Linked DNA regions of Homo sapiens: region 1 is linked to region 2. A link is a loop called in an ENCODE intact Hi-C map of the cell type or tissue named here. Cell type or tissue: Calu3. All regions are shown on one strand. Region 1 overlaps CARMIL1 (capping protein regulator and myosin 1 linker 1). Region 2 has its middle 14 kb from the start of CARMIL1.

What was found. Hi-C counts contacts between places; a loop is a spot of excess contacts. Peaks named below come from ENCODE experiments on the same cell type or tissue, not always from the same donor. Only the 100,000 strongest peaks of a DNase experiment are listed, where the experiment ranks them.
Region 1: it touches region 2 in a loop (2.0-fold over the local background); 9 of 110 quality-filtered maps call a loop at or near these places.

Annotation. Positions count from the first base shown.
Region 1 is chr6:25,306,734-25,314,733 of GRCh38, forward strand. The region is part of intron 2 of CARMIL1 (capping protein regulator and myosin 1 linker 1); the gene reads left to right. Among named protein-coding and RNA genes, the nearest start is that of CARMIL1, 31 kb to the left of the region's middle. RefSeq lists an enhancer at 4,370-4,870. In Calu3, no CTCF peak of the experiment used is centred here; DNase peaks (open chromatin) are centred at 4,948, 5,511, 6,198 and 6,598.
Region 2 is chr6:25,261,628-25,269,627 of GRCh38, forward strand. It overlaps the pseudogene RPL21P68. Among named protein-coding and RNA genes, the nearest start is that of CARMIL1, 14 kb to the right of the region's middle. In Calu3, CTCF peaks have their summits at 4,243 (motif pointing right) and 4,442; a DNase peak (open chromatin) is centred at 4,254.

The DNA of each region.
Region 1 (8,000 bases), 45 kb after region 2:
ATACTATTGTGAACATTACTGTATGGCTGAACATTGCTGTATCTGAGTTCCTTCTTTCAGTTCTTTTGAGTATATACCTAGGAGTGGAATTACTGGATCATATGGCAGTTCTGTGTTTAACCACCTGTTTCCTGCAGTGCCTTGGCTTTTTTTTTTTTTTTTTTTGACGAGTCTCATTCTTGTCGCCTGGGCTGGAATGCACTGGCACGATCTCGGCTCACTGCAACCTCTGCCTCCCCAGTTCAAGTGATTCTCCTGCCTCAGCCTCTGGAGTAGCTTGGCTTACAGGCGCCTGCCACCACGCCTGGCTAATTTTTTTGTATTTTTAGTAGAGACAGGTTTTCACCATGTTGGCCAGGCTGGTCTCGAACTCCTGACCTCAGGTGATCCGCCTGCCTTGGTCTCCCAAAGTGCTGGGATTACAGCTGTGAGCCACCGCGCCCGGTCGCCCTGGTCCTTTTGAAACTGGGCAGTAATACCTGTGCTTGTAAGAGTGTTTACAAATATTTATCAGCCTTTTGGAACTTTAAATTAGAAAAGTGAACAGACTGTATTTGTTAGCACTTTATATACTTACATTATGTCATGGAACTTATTATTCGTGTTTCCTGAATGTCTGTTGTTTGGATACCTGTGTGTGTTTCCTACTCTATTAGAAATTCCTTGACCTGATCTGCAGTTCTCCATCTTTGTCCACCTTTTTTGTACCTTGTACTCAATAAATGTTTGTTGATAAATTGATTAGATGTGCAACATATTCTAAAGTATTATTTTTAAAAAAGAGATCCATTTACAAGAAGCACATTGGAATTATTTCCAGGTTTTGTTTTGCTAAAGTTAAGATCTGACATTATTTGTTAATTTCTCTTGGTTATGGAATGAAAAGTATTCCCACTGTTAAAAATAAATGTTAGATGTAGGAAGTAAACAGAGATGTATTTAGACATTGGGGAAAGGCTTCCACTGGGATCTGAAATATTGTGGGAAGAGAATCGCTATTGTTAGAGTAGTTCTGTGCCGTGTTAGTCTTTATTTTGTTTAGATACTGCTTTTTTGGGGGACCACTCTGCAGGCATCTAAATCTGAAGTGTAAGCCTCTTTTTTGATAAATGAGGGATAGCTAAAAGATGGGTTATTTTGGTTATTGGTTTTGCTTTTAATAGATAACCAGAATTTTTACCTCTTGGGAGAGAATGTTATCTACTTATTTATAGCAAGCAAGTGTTGTTACGGCAGGTGGCTGTGGATGTTGGCATTCAAATGGCACTGATAAGACTTTAAACAAGGTAGCCATCCAGTTATGCTTAGGCTAAAAAATGGCTGTGTGCAGATTAGGCTACATATTTCACATGGATATAAAGTTCTACTTTTATTAACAAACATAACAGTGCATTGCTTTTGTGTTTTTAGTTTCTCTTAGCCCTTATTTCTTGTCTCTTTTGGTGGCTTGCTGTTGTCTATAGCTGAGCTGAAACTTTCTGTGCAGGAATTAAGCTTAAAATATCAGTTTGTAGTCAGCTGTGGAGTATGATAAAACTTTGAGCAACACAGTTTCCAACAACACCCCTTTGTCACTGTGCCTGAGAAAGCTCTTATTAATAGAATTTCATGTGAGGTTCCGTGAGAAGGACTATTGTACAACCATTTTTTTTTTTTTTTTTTTTTTGAGATGGAGTCTCCCTTTGTCACCCAGACTGGAGTGCAGTGGCACGATCTCGGCTTACTGCAACCTCTGACTCCCAGATTCAAGTGATTCTCCTGCCTCAGCCTCCCGAGTAGCAGGGACTACAGGCGCGTGCCACCACACCTGGTTAATTTTTTGTATTTTTCATAGAGATGGGGTTTCACCTTGTTGGCCAGGCTGGTCTCGAACTCCTGACCTTGTGATCCACCTGCCTTGGCCTCCCAAAGTGCTGGGATTACAGGCGTGAGCCACTGTTCCGGCCATTTTTTTTTTTAACAGTGAAACAGGGAAACATAATATTTTTCTTACTTTAAAAAATCCTTCAGTTTATAATCATCAGGAGTATTGGATATCTTTTAAGTGAAGGTGGAAGTTCACTTAATAAAAAAGGAAGCTCATTTTTCCTTCTTTGAATGGTTAACATGGGAGTACCCCAAGGTGGAAGCTTTACATGACTGAGAAAGCCCATCCACTCATTGTCATAGAATCAACTATTAATTCAACAAATACTTATGGAGCCTTTGCCATGCCTATGAGCCTTGTGCTAGAAGCCAGGGATAAGTAAAATAAATTCTGCACCTGCCTCCTGCAACTTAGTCCAATTTCCAGGTCTCCCTTAGATTTTTCTCTGTTTTAATTTTTATTTTGAAAATGGAGACAGGGTCTCACTATGTTGCCCAGGCTGGTCATGAACTCCTGGGCTCAAGTGATCCTCCCGCCTAGGCCTCTTAAAGTGCTGAGATTACAGGCATGAGCCATCACACCTAGCCTCTCTCTTAAAACAACTTTATTAAAGATGTAATTCAGGCTGGGTGTGGTGGCTCACATCTGTAATCCCAGCACTTGAAAATTACTTGAAGTTGGGAGGTGGAGGTTGCAATGAGCTCAGATCATGCCACTGCACTCCAGCTTGGGTAACAGAGCAAGAGTCCCTCTCAAAAAAAAAAAAAAAAAAAAAAGTAATTCACATACCATACATTTCACCTGTTTAAAGTGTACAATTCAGTGGCTATTAGTATATTCACAGAGTTGTGCATCTATTACCAGAATCAATTTTGAGCCTTTTTTTTTTTTTAACCCCAAAAAGAAACCTCTTCCCTTTAACACTTATCCCCAGTCCACCTATCCTTCTCAGCCCTTGGCAACAGCTAGTCTACTTTCTGTCTCTATGGACCGGCCTAGTCTAGATATTTTATATAAATGGAATTATATAATATGTGGCCTTCATGTCTGGCTTATGTCATTTAGCATAATATTTTCAAAGTTCTTCCATGTTGTAGCATGGGTTAGAACTTCATTCTTCTTTTATTATGGTTGAATGATATTCCACTGTATGAATATACCACATCTTTTTTTTTTTTTTTTTTTTGGAGACAGAATCTTGCTCTGTTGCCCAGGCTAGAATGCAATGGCACGATCTCGGCTCACTGCAAGCTCCGTCTCCTGGGTTCAAGGGATTCTCCTGTCTCAGCTTCTCGAGTAGTTGGGATTACAGGTGCACGCCACCGCACCCGGCTAATTTTTGTATTTTTAGTAGAGGTGGGGCTTCACCTCCTTGGCCAGGCTGGTCTTAAACTCCTGACCTCATGATCCACCCGCCTCTGCCTCCCAAAGTGCTGGGATTACAGGAGTGAGCCACCCCGCCGGGCCACATCTTTTTTTAATCTATTCCTTCACTAATAGATTGTGGGTTGTTTCCACCTTCTCACTATGTGAGTAATGCTCTTATGAGCGTGCATACAAGTTTTTGTGTGGGCATATGTGCTCAAGTCTCTGATCCCCTAGATGTCTTGCCTATCCTACAGATCCAGGCCTACCACAAAAAAGTGTAGAAGGATCATATACCATGAGAACATAAAGGAGGGACATGTAGACTTAATTAGGGAGTCAGGGAAGGCTGCCCCTGAGGCCACCATATCCAAGCTGCGGCTTGAGAGATAGGTTGAATAGAAAAGTTTTTCAAACTGCAGCTGATCACCCATTAGTAGGTTGTGAATTCAGTTTAGTGAATCATGGCCAGCATTTTTTAGGAGGTGAACTAAAATAGAATAGTAGATGTTAGAGGACATTCCATGTGGTAAGGGTAAGTATTGTTGCATGAAATTTATTTTCAGTAGCTATATGAGCGCATCTAGCAAATTGTGACGTAAGAAGTATTCTATATTCCGGGTTGCAATCAGAAAAATATGAAAGCCACTGCTCTAGGGATTTTTTAAAAGGAGATTATTTATTAATCTGGAGCTTTAAATATGGTTCCACTAGAAGATTGGAGAGATACAGGAGAGAGAAGAACCTAGAAAGCTGAAGATCCTTTGAAAGCTTAAAGTTCTGTGATTTCTACACTTTTAAAATGATTCATTTATTCAACAAATATTAAAATATTTACCATAGGCCTAGATTGCACTAAATTCTGGGAGCATATGTAAGATTTGTGTGATTTTGTTTTTTTTGTGATCTGGCAGAGAAGATGTACAAGCAATTAAAATGACTTCTATAAAACATGGTGGGTTGAGGCCGGGTGCGGTGGCCAAGGTGGGTGGATCACCTGAGGTCAGGAGGTTGAGACCAGCCTGGCCAACATGGTGAAATTCCATCTCTACTAAAAATACAAAAAACTGGCCGGGTGTGGTGGTGGGCGCCTGTAATACCAGCCACTCGGGAGGCTGAGGCCAGAGAATTGCTTGAACCCAGGAGGCGGAGGTTGCAGTGAGCCAAGATCGTGCCACTGCACTCCAGCCTGGGTGGCAGAGCAAGACTCTTGTCTCAAAACAAAACAAAACACAAAAAAAACCATGACGGGTTGAACGCATAAGTACCTTTAGTTTTTCCAAAATGTCTCTAAAATGAAATAAAATAAATAATGAAATAAAAAAGACACAGGCACCTCAAAGGTAGGAGAATAGGAGAGGAGATCACAGCAGTTAATTGCCATCAAGATGTCTTTGGAAGGAGTCACTGACTAAGCTGACTGGCTTAGTCACTGACTGGCTAAGCAGAGGAAGCTGGACTCTAAGGATCTCAAAGAGGATATCAGTAAGTGAGCCAGTTAGCTCCATAAAACTCCAGAAAAGTTCAGGATTTGGAAGCTCTAGGTCTTGCATAAGGCTGTAGGATATATAGAGCGGGGGAAAAAAAGAGCATTAGATGGAGATCTGTAAAAGCTGTTAAGCCCCAGTTCCCACCCCCACCCATCAGATCCAGGTGCTTGCCCCTCCTCTCACCCTGAAGGTTCTATTGTGAAAAGCTGTAAATCATTAGCCATCCATCCCCCCAACCTGCAAAGGTACACACCTAATAGATATGATACACACCCATCAGAAACAATGGCACACTTAGTTTAGAAGGGAAAAGTGGGCATACCCTTGTGGGTGTGTCATGATCTTAGAGGGCCAGGGGATAAGTAGTTTGAAAGTGATCTCCAAGGTGATTTTGAAGACACAATTCTCCCATCCCACTCTCGATTACTAGCCACTGATTTTGTCTCAGGAGGCATTAGCCGCCTGTCAAACTGCTGGGACATTATTTTTCTCTTAGTCAATAAAAGTAGTTTGACATCCATCACATATAGCATTTGCTAGGTCTTGTGGGAGGCAACGATTACAACAAAAGGGTAAAATATTGTCCTGTGCTCATGGAACTTCAAATCTAGTTATTGGTGATTATATACATTCTAAATTAAACACTTTCAAAATAAGACATCTTGTCAAGGTGAAGGATTAAAAACCTTTTTGTCCTATCCTGTCTATATTTCCTCTCACCCCCTCCCATCTGGGTGTGCTCAGATAAACTTTAGAGCACCCAAGGTTTATAGAACTCCTGACAGCGACCTCACCAAAGGCTGGACTTCCTATTTGTCATAAACTTGTTGAAATTTTGTTTGACTGCTTTAGTACAGGAGTATATTCCCCAAGACAAGAGACCTGAGAGCTTTTCCCTGGTTAAGATACCAAGGATGATTTCCAAATTTTAGACATCCTTCCCCTTGTTCCACCAATTTTTTTTTTCTTCTGGGAAAATAGCCAGGATGATTGCAAAACATAAGCTTGTAAAAAGGCAAAACTCCATGGATGTAAGAAAGTAAATTTCTTGAGGGCCACACCCATGATAACGCTGGAATTTTCATTTAATTCCTAACTCATTTTTTGTTGTTTTTGTTTTTTTAAACTCAAATGTGTCTCTTTAATTGAGGTCACTTACTTGGTTGGGAGATTAATATTCTGGTGGGGAAACTTTCTTTTTAGAGTTTATATTGTTTTATTCCTTCAGTCACTCAGTATTACTAATGGGGTAGCTTTTGGAATTTTCCATCCCCCCCACTTTCAGATTACTTTTGTCTTTTTTTTTTTCCCTGAGAAATTAGTGAAAACAGTTTGAAGTCTTGCCACGTTGTAAGGAGATTTGCATTATTTAAGGAAACAGCTGGCAGATCTCTATAATGCCCCACCTCTGTTCTGCCAGTGCCTAAAATTTCCTTTGCATGACTCAGTTAAAAAAAAAAAAAAAAAAAAAAAAAACCAGAGGAGGGGAACGAGTGGAGAGAAGAAACCCTTGTTTCCCTTTCTGAGTTGTAAAAAGCTTTTATCAAGGTTTACATTTAGTCATGCTTCTGTCCTCTAGTGGATGGCAGCATGTGATGAACTCAGAGAAACTCTTCTCCCAAATTGGCCAGTAAGAACTCTGCAAAAACTGTGGATGAGCTGAGCTTACCTCCCATAATTTTATTTTGAAAATAAAAAATTTTCCCCACATAGTAAACACAGTTATCTTCACGAGTGTGGGAATGATTAAGAAAAAAAAACCAAGCTTAGATTTTGCAAGATGGGTGACCTGAAGTTTTGCCTAGAGGGAGAGAAGGGTCTCTTCCTCCTTTCACTCTGTTCTTGACAGCGCCTGCAGCCTGCCCTGGAAGAACGGGTTTCTTCTTCAGATAGAAAGGAATTGCTGGCTCTTCTGCCAGCCTTGCCCATAGGCCTGGCTGTTTCCCTGATGCACCTTCCCTGCTCAAGTTGCTATCCTTATCATTTTATATTTTTGTGCCAGTATAGATTTGGTCCTATAAGGCTGCAGATACATAGTGGGCAGAAAGATGGGGGGATGAGAGCACTGAGCCTACAACCTATTTGGAGGGACTCTGGGCAGCATGAGGATGAGGGGCAGGGCCAGGGCCACCGCTAACTAGTTAGCAGTCAGGCAAATAGTCAAGGACAGAGACCTTGTATACATTAATAGTGCCAGCATTTTAAAGATCTTTACCCAGGGAAGGCTGTATATATACAGTTATTTGGGAGAAACCAGAAATGGTGTATTTAAAAAAATTGGATGCCTTAAACTTCCAAATAAATGCGTTTTAGAGCTCACTTATCTGGAGGTTGGCCTATAACATTCCCTCTCTGATGTCTTGCCTTTCAACTGTTTTTTTTCACTTCTCAGAGTGGGCATGAGAAACCACAGGATGTAGAAACATGGAGTCAGTTTTGCTAAAGCAGGCCCTCATGAGACTTGGAAGGGAAGAGGTGATGAGTCCAATGAGAGTTTAAAATTAGATGTTCAGTTATTGATTCTATGTTTTCTTTGTAGTCAGTCTTTTTCTAATTAAAGTGGGTAAGACATTTGAATATAGGGAGATAAATGTGCTATGTTAAAGGATATAAAAAAATCCTGGAGGAAGTCTGAACTCTAAACTCTTTGGCAAGTCTTTCTGCCTGAATTTTGAAGCAAACTTAAAGATTATATATGTGGCTGGGCCTAGTGGCTTATGCTGTGGCTCCTGACCTTGTGATCCACCCACCCGCCTCGGCCTCCATCCCAGCACTTTGGGAGGCCGAGGCGGGTGGATCACGAGGTCAGGAGCCCAAGACCATCCTGGCCAACATGGTGAAACCCTGTCTCTACTAAAAATACAAAAATTAGCTGGGTGTGGTGGCACGTGCCTGTAGTCCCAGCTACTTGGGAGGCTGAGGCAGGAGAATTGCTTGAACCCGGGAGGCAGAGGTTGCAGTGAGCTGAGATCACACCACTGCACTCCAGCCTGGGCGACAGAGCAAGATTCTGTCTCAAAAAAAAAAAAAATTATATATATACACACCCCCACACACAATACATACATACACATATATACGTATACATACACATACATATATATGTATGTATACATTCACACATGCACTTATATATTCACAATGATAGTTAAGCTAGTTTTTGCCCTCCTTATCAGTATGTCACATATCCATGTTGTTTCCTGGTATATCCAGCTGTTTCCTTAATGAGACTGCCTCCATCTTTCAGATATTTACCAACAGTTGAGTATATACTTGGC
Region 2 (8,000 bases):
CCAGCCTGCTCCACCCAGAGAAGCACACTGTGTGAGAACCAACGGGAAAGAGCTTGAGCTGCTGGAATCTATTCCCTATGAATTCATGCATAATAGGTGTTAAAGAAATAAAATAAAAGACCTCTGGACTATTTAAAAAAAAAAAAAAAAAAAGGCCAGGCGCGGTGGCTCGCGCCTGTAATCCCAGCACTTTGGGAGGCCAGGGCGGGCAGATCACAATGTCAGGAGATCAAGACCATCCTGGCTAACACAGTGAAACCCCATCTCTACTAAAAATACAAAAAATTAGCCAGGCGTGGTGGCAGGTGCCTGTAGTCTCAGCTACTTGGGAGGCTGAGGCAGGAGAATGGCGTGAACCCGGGAGGCGGAGCTTGCAGTGAGCCAAGATAGCGCCACTGCACTCCAGCTTGGGTGACAGAGCGAGACACCGTCTCAAAACAAACAAACAAACAACAACAAAAAAAATTAAACCATGTAACCAATAGAGATGTGTGTGTGTGTGTGTGTGTGTGTGTGTGTGTGTGTGGTGTTGTGTGTGGTTAGGCAAGCAAAAACAACAAAAAGCAAGCAAACAATAAATCTAACATTTAGGATCAAAATATTATTTGAGGGAGATGCAATGGGATGAGACAAGAAAGGCACATGTAGATAAATATAGGTTACTTATTCTGATTGTTGGGTTGGATGTTTATTATATTATTGAATGGTATTGTGAATGGATCAAGGATGATGGCATATAAACACCCAAAGTTTATGGTTAACACAATTCTGTGCATCTGAAGTGCAGGAGAACAAGGTGGGAAGTAAAAAAGAAGAGTAGAAAAGAACACAGCATTATGAAGTCTGTGGCAGAAAACAATATAACTTTCTAGAGCATAAAAAAAAGGCCAATGTGAGCACGGCTGGAACTGGAGGACGTTATGTTAAGTGAAATAAGCCAGGAACAGAAAGTTAAACACCACATGTTCTCACACATATGTGGAAGCTAAAAAAAAAAAAAATGTTGAGCTCATAGAAGTAAAAAGTAGGACAGAGGATACCAGAGGCTGGGGAGGGTCATGGGAAGGGTGGGTCGGGGGCAGGATAGGGAGAGATTTGTTAAAGGACAAAATTACAGGTAGATAGGAGGAATAAGTTCTATTGTTCTATACCACTGTAGGTAATACATAGTTTCGAATAGCTAGAGGAGGAGGAGGATACAGAATGTTCCCAACCCAAGAAATGACCATTGTTTCAGATGATGGATATGCTAATTACCCTGATCTAATCACCATACATTATGTTTCAAAACAATACTATATACCCCCATGAATATGTACAATTATTATTTGTCAGTTTAAAGGTTTTTAAAAGATTAAAATTAAAAAAAAAAAGAAAAAAACCCGGCCGGGCGCCGTGGCTCACGCCTGTAATCCCAACACTTTGGGAGGCCGAGGCGGGCGGATCATGAGGTCCCGAGATCCAGACCATCCTGGCTACTTTCGTGTCTACTAAAAATACAAACAGGGCCTGTAGTCCCAGCTACTTGGGAGGCTGAGGCAGGAGAATGGCATGAACGCAGGAGGTGGAGCTTGCAGTGAGCTGAGATCGGGCCACTGCACTCCAGCCTGGGCGAGAAAAAAAAAAAAAAAAGAAAGGAAAGAAGAAAGAAAGAAAGAAAGAGAGAGAGAGAGAGAGAGAGAGAGAGAGAGAGAAAGAAAGAAAGAAAGAAAGAAAGAAAGAAAGAAAGAAAGAAAGAAAGAAAGAAAGAAAGAAAAAAGGCCGCCCGGTGCGGTGGCTCATGCCTGTAATCCGAGCACTTTGGAAGACCGAGGCGGGCGGATCACGAGGTCAGGAATTCAAGACCAGCCTGATCAACACAGTGAAACCCCATCTCTACTAAAAACACACAAAAAATTAGCCAGGTGTGGTGGCTGGTGCCTGTGGTCCCAGCTACTTGAGAGGCTGAGGCAGGAGAATTGCTTGAACCCAAGAGGCGGAGATTGCAGTGAACCAAGATAGTGCCACCCCACTCCAGCCTGAGCAACACAGTGAGACTCTGTCTCAGAAAAAAAAGAAAAAAAAACATTTTCTGTGTGCCTGACACATAGAAAATCAGCAAGATGTATCTCTCAGGGCAGACTCTCACTGACTCATCCCATAGAGGCTGTCATTCAAGCATTTATTAAATCATGATGTGAAATGCAACAGTCATAAATTCTGGAATGTTTAACCCATTTAGCACGGGGGAGGGTAGAAAAGTCACATAGTAGCACTCAATAAATGTTAGTTCACATCCCCTTTATAACTGTAAAGTTCTGCAAAGGCAATACTAGTGTTTATTTTCGTATGGAGAAATAAAATAGAACAAGCATGATATCATGAAAACAACACTTAAAATGAGAGTTCTAGCTTTGCCAATAACTAGCTGTATGATATTAGGAAAATTATTCTCACTGGACTCCATCTGTAGTAACTGGAGTTTGGTATATTGGAAATTTCCAAGTGAGTTCCACAAAACACTAATGTCTTTTAGGATGTTAATAGGAGCTAAATGAGAAAGAATCTGTGATCAAGTCCTATTTGTAAGTGGACTGAATGTTTGTGTCCCCCCCAGATTCATATTTTGAAGTCTTCACCTCCTGTATGGCTGTATTTGGAGATGGGGCCTCTAAGGAAGTATTTAAGGTTGAATTAGGTCATAAGGGTGCAGAACTGATCCAATTGGATTAGTGTCATTAATAGAAGAGACATAAGAAGAGCACCTCTCACTCTCTCCAATATCATCCTCCAAGAAAAGACCCTGTGAAGACAAAACAAGAAGGCAGGTATGTGTAAGCCAGGAAGAGAGCCTTCACTGGAAACCTAACAAGTCAGCACCTTGATCTTGAACTTCCAGCCTCCAGACTGTAAGAAAATTAATTTTTCTTGTTTAAGACCCTAGCCCATGATATTTTTTTATGGCAGCCCAAGCTGCCAAATACGGTTTTATGTATAACCCTTCTCAAAGATTTCTAATACTCGGAGAAGTTCTTTTTTTTTTTTTTTTTTTTTTTTTTTTTGAGACGGAGTCTCACTGTCGCCCAGGCTGGAGTGCAGTGGCGCAATCTCGGCTCACTGCAAGCTCCGCCTCCCAGGTTCACGCCATTCTCCTGCCTCAATACTCTAAGAAGTTCTACAGTGAAAAAAAAAAAAAAAAGAAAGAAAGAAAACAAGGGAAATTTATCTAATGTACTGCTTCTGAAACTTATTTGTCTATTAAACACTTTTTTAAAATCACCATCTTTTGAAACAGGGCTTGGGAAACACTAGCCAGGATTTTTCAGTTCTGTCAGTTCTGAAACTAGGATTCCTTCTAAAACCTATACGATGTAACTGATAAAGTTAGATTTAAACATGAGTGAGACTCCACTTATAAACTAGGTTATAACAAGGAAATTCAAAGGAGATTGTAAATGCAGAGGCAGCACAGTGAATGAAGTAAACACTTGAAAAACAGCATCATATGTCATGCGTGGTGGCTCATGCCTGTAATCCCAACATTTTGGGAGGCTGAGTTGGGCGGATCACCTGAGGTCAGGAGTTCGAGACCAGCCTGCCCAACATGGTGAAACCCCGTCTCTATTAAAAATACAAAACTTAGCCAGGTGTGGTGGCAGACACCTGTAATTCCAGCTACTCGGGAGGCTGAGACAGAAGAATTGCTTGAACCCAGGAGGTGGAGGTTGCAATGAGCCGAGATCGCACCACTTCACTCCAGCCTGGGAAACAGAGCTCCATCTCAAGAAAAAAAGAAGGAAGGAAGGAAGGAAGGAAGGAAGGAAGGAAGGAGAGAGAGAGAGAGAGAGAGAGAGAGAGAGAGAGAAAGAAAGAAAGAAAGAAAGAAAGAAAGAAAGAAAGAAAGAAAAGAAAGAAAGGAAAGAAAGAAAGAAAGAAAGAAAGAAAGAAAGAAAGAAAGAAAGAAAGAAAGAAAGAAAGAAAGAAAGACCATCACTGCTTTGTGTGGAGACAGCTTCTGTGTTCTTTCAGGACAACTTGAGAAGTTTTACCAACAAAAACTCTCCTGGGATCTCCATTTGTTCATTCCATAAATATTGAGTGCTTACGGTGTGTCAGGGACTGTTCTAAACACTAGCATGATAGATGGCATCATGAGACACCAACGTGTGTCAGAAGAGAGCTCTCATTGCAAACACTAATTTGTACAGATTTTTAATTGCAGCATGAGCAAAAGTAGCTAGCAACTCTGCTAGTTACCAGCAGATGGCAGTAGCAGTCACTTCTTTACTGGCATTTTAGATTGGGAATGTGTAGAAGCACCACAACCTATCATCAGAACTACTCTGTGGTGTCAATGTGTGACTTAGGGACAGTTATCTAACCCGTCTGGAGTGAAGCTTCCCTATTTAAATACTAGAGATAATAAAAGCACCTACCTCTTAAGTTGTCTCGAGAGTTACATGAGATAAAACACTTGAAGTGCTTTATCTTCAACATGAAGGAAGGGTTAATAAATGCTAGTTATTACTTAGTATGGTTGATACTGTTTTTTTGCCATTTGACAAAATGTCAATTATCCAAAAGAGGAAGAGAAGCAGATGGCTAAAAGTTGTATTGCTTCATAGAGCAATAACAATATCAGCAATAAAGGAAAAGAAAATCTAAATATCTAAAAATATAACAAAGGGTGCAATACAATCTTAAGGTAATCGCTAGAAAGAAAGCAAAAATCTGAGCAGGTTTTTAAATTAGTACTTTTCCAACAGGTCACTTTTAAAGTATTTTGACTGTCTGATAACTCCCTACCTGCGCTGACTCAACATAATTGTGAATTATTTGTAAATTTCCTATTCATCAAAGATGCAGCAGATTTGCGAACAGAGTTTCTAGCTAGATAGCCAAGGGAATCATGGGGCTATTAGACAGCTAACTTTTTTTCTTAAGCTTATTGTTTATTGGAACCAAAGATAAGTTGTTTCAAGGCTAGGACCTCCGGAATGACTCAGTTAAAATGAGCCAGAATTCAGAATTTAGAAGCCTCAGAGCCAGCTTACCTCACTTCTTAAAAATATTTGGAGGAAAACACTAGGGAACTGAGTTGTAATGGGGAGGTGGGTAAGAGGAGTAAAACCCTCTTATATACCCTTGAGAGCTGTTTGAACAGCAAAGATTCCCAAAACAGGGACAAACTATTTCTAGGGATAATCTATATATGCAAATATAACTGTTTATTGAATGAATTCGTCCATATGGGAACGATTATGATGCTTCAGGACATGGATGATTTCACTACAATCTCAAGAGTTCAGTTAAAGAGGAAAACTTTCCATCTGCAATCCAAAACATCCCACACTTTTCTCTAGTAACAAATAGGGAGGTCTCAAAAGACAAGTTATCCTTTTTAGGAGATCTCCACAGCCTGAACTAATGAGCAACTGAACAATAATAATCTCATTTTTATGACAATTCATGTGACGACATTGAACAATGGGAAAATAGGAGATAAGCAATGCTGATGAAATGTGTCAGTGGCTTAGCATCATTGATGGCTATTATTATTTTTACTTCTTATGTGGCCAGATTTTTTAAACAGAAAATTTGGAAAGATTTCTCAGACTGCTATTTTCTCTTTTTAGGTTGACTTATTTATTGCCCCCACTTCAGAAATTACTTTTTGAAATTGCCCCAGATATCAGGTTCCAGAGGACAGAAGCAAACAACAAAGGTTAATCCTGAGTATACAGATATTAATAAAAATAGAAAAGAAATGTGAAAAATAAGTACATTCACTAATAAAAGTAGTTTAGTATTCTTTTTGTGATTGATCAATATGCTAAAAATACAACACACACACACATACACAACAAAGTTAGTAAAACTAAACAAAAACACGTATCGCCCATCATTCAGCATTCACAATACAATGATTTGCTGAAATTTCTCTTAATTTTTTCTATGTTTTATGCCAACTTTATTGTGGTAGCAGATTGTGGTATATTCCCTCCCCTAGAGCATGGAAGGGACCTGTAAATATGATGGGATCTTTCATTATTAGGTTGTGTTATATGTAGTACAGATGACTTTAAGAAAGAGGGACTAGGGTGAGGAGGAAAGGGAGGGAGAGAATTAACCTAATGCATGCAGGGCTTAAAGCCTAGATGACAAGTTGATGGGTACAGAAAACAACCATGGCACTTGTATACCTATGTAACAAATCTGCACGTTCTGCACATGTATCCCAGTACTTAAAGTTAAATAAATAAATAAATAAATAAATAAATAAAGAGAGAGAGAGAGAGAGAGAGAGAGAGAGAGACTAGCCAGGTGCAGTGAGTGGCTCACGCCTGCAATCCCGCACTCTGGGAAGCCAAGGCAGGCAGATTGCTTGAGTCCAGGAGTTTGAGACCAGCCTGAGCAATGTAGTGAAACCCTGTCTCTACTAAAAATACAAAAATGTTAGCCACGCATGGTGGTGTGCACCTGTAATCCCAGCTACTCAGGAGGCTGAGACAGGAGAATCACTTGAGCCTGGGAGGTTGAGGCTGCAGTGAGCCAATATTGTGCCACCGCACTCCAGCCTGGGCAACCACAGTGAGACCCTGTCTCAAAAAAAAAAAAAAAAAAAAAAAGAGAGAGAGAGAGAAAGAGAGACTATACTTGGTGGTCCTGACCTGTCCAGGTGAGTCCTTAAAAAGGACAAGTCTCTTTCTGGTGAAAGAGGTTAGAAGCATGAGAGGAGTTTGATGCAAGAGAGATTCTAGCTTTGCTCACTTTGAAAATGGAAAGGGGCCACATGCCAAGGAAAGTAAGCTGGCCCTCGGAGCTGAGAATGGGCCCTGAGTGACAGCCAGCAAGGAAACAGAGATTTCAGTTCCATAATCACAAGGAACTAAATTCTGTCAACATCCTGAATGAGGTACAAAGCAGATTCTTCCCAATAACCTACAGAAATAAACATTTCTAGTAATATATATATCATTCTGAGAGTTATTTTATCTTTTCTGATTTCCAAAAATAGAATCCCCATGGAATCTGAGGTTAGACAACTGTATGCCTCCTGTTACCACAAGTACACACTCTTTTGTGTCTAGATTTCTTTTTCTTAGCATAATGTTTTTGAGATTCATCCATATTGCCATATATAATATTAGTTCATTTCGTTTTATTGCTGAGTGTTTCTCTCTCTTTATTTTATTTTATTTATTTTTTTGAGACAAGATCTCACTCTGTCACCCAGGCAGGAGTACAGTGGTGGGATCATGGCTCACTGTAGTCTCGACCTTCTGGACTCAGGTGAGTCTTCCATCTTAGCTTCCCAGGTAGCTAGGACTACAGGCACACACCACCATGCCCAGCAAATTTTTTTTTTTTTTTTTTTGAGACGGAGTCTTGCTCTGTAGCCCAGGCTGGAGTGCAGTGGTGCCATCTTGGCTCACTGCAAGCTCTGCCTCCCAGGTTCACACCATTCTCCTGCCTCAGCCTCCCGAGTAGCTGGGACTACAGGTACCCACCACCACACCTGGCTAATTTTTTGTATTTTTAGTAGAGACGGGGTTTCACCGTGTTAGCCAGGATGGTCTCCATCTCCTGACCTCGTGATCCGCCCTCCTCGGCCTCCCAAAGTTCCGGGATTACAGGCGTGAGCCACCATGCCTGGCCTGCTTAGGATTTTCTATGTATACAGTCATGCCATCTTCAAATAAGACAGGCTTTTCTTCCTTTCTGCCCATTATGTCTTTCATTTCTTATTCTTGCCTTATTAGTATTGCTAAGACTTCTAGCATAATATTGAGTATAAATAGGAAGAGTAGATACTCTTGTCTTGGTTCTGATTTAAGGAGGGAAGCATAAGGGGGACTAAATGCTTCCACCAGTAAATATAACATTACTTATAGGTTTTCCATAGATTCAATTTATTAATTTGAGGAAATTCTCCTCTATCCTAGTTAATGAGAGTTTTTATTTTGAATGGATGTTGAATTTTGCCTTATGGTTGTTTGTGTGTGTAAAGAGATAATTGA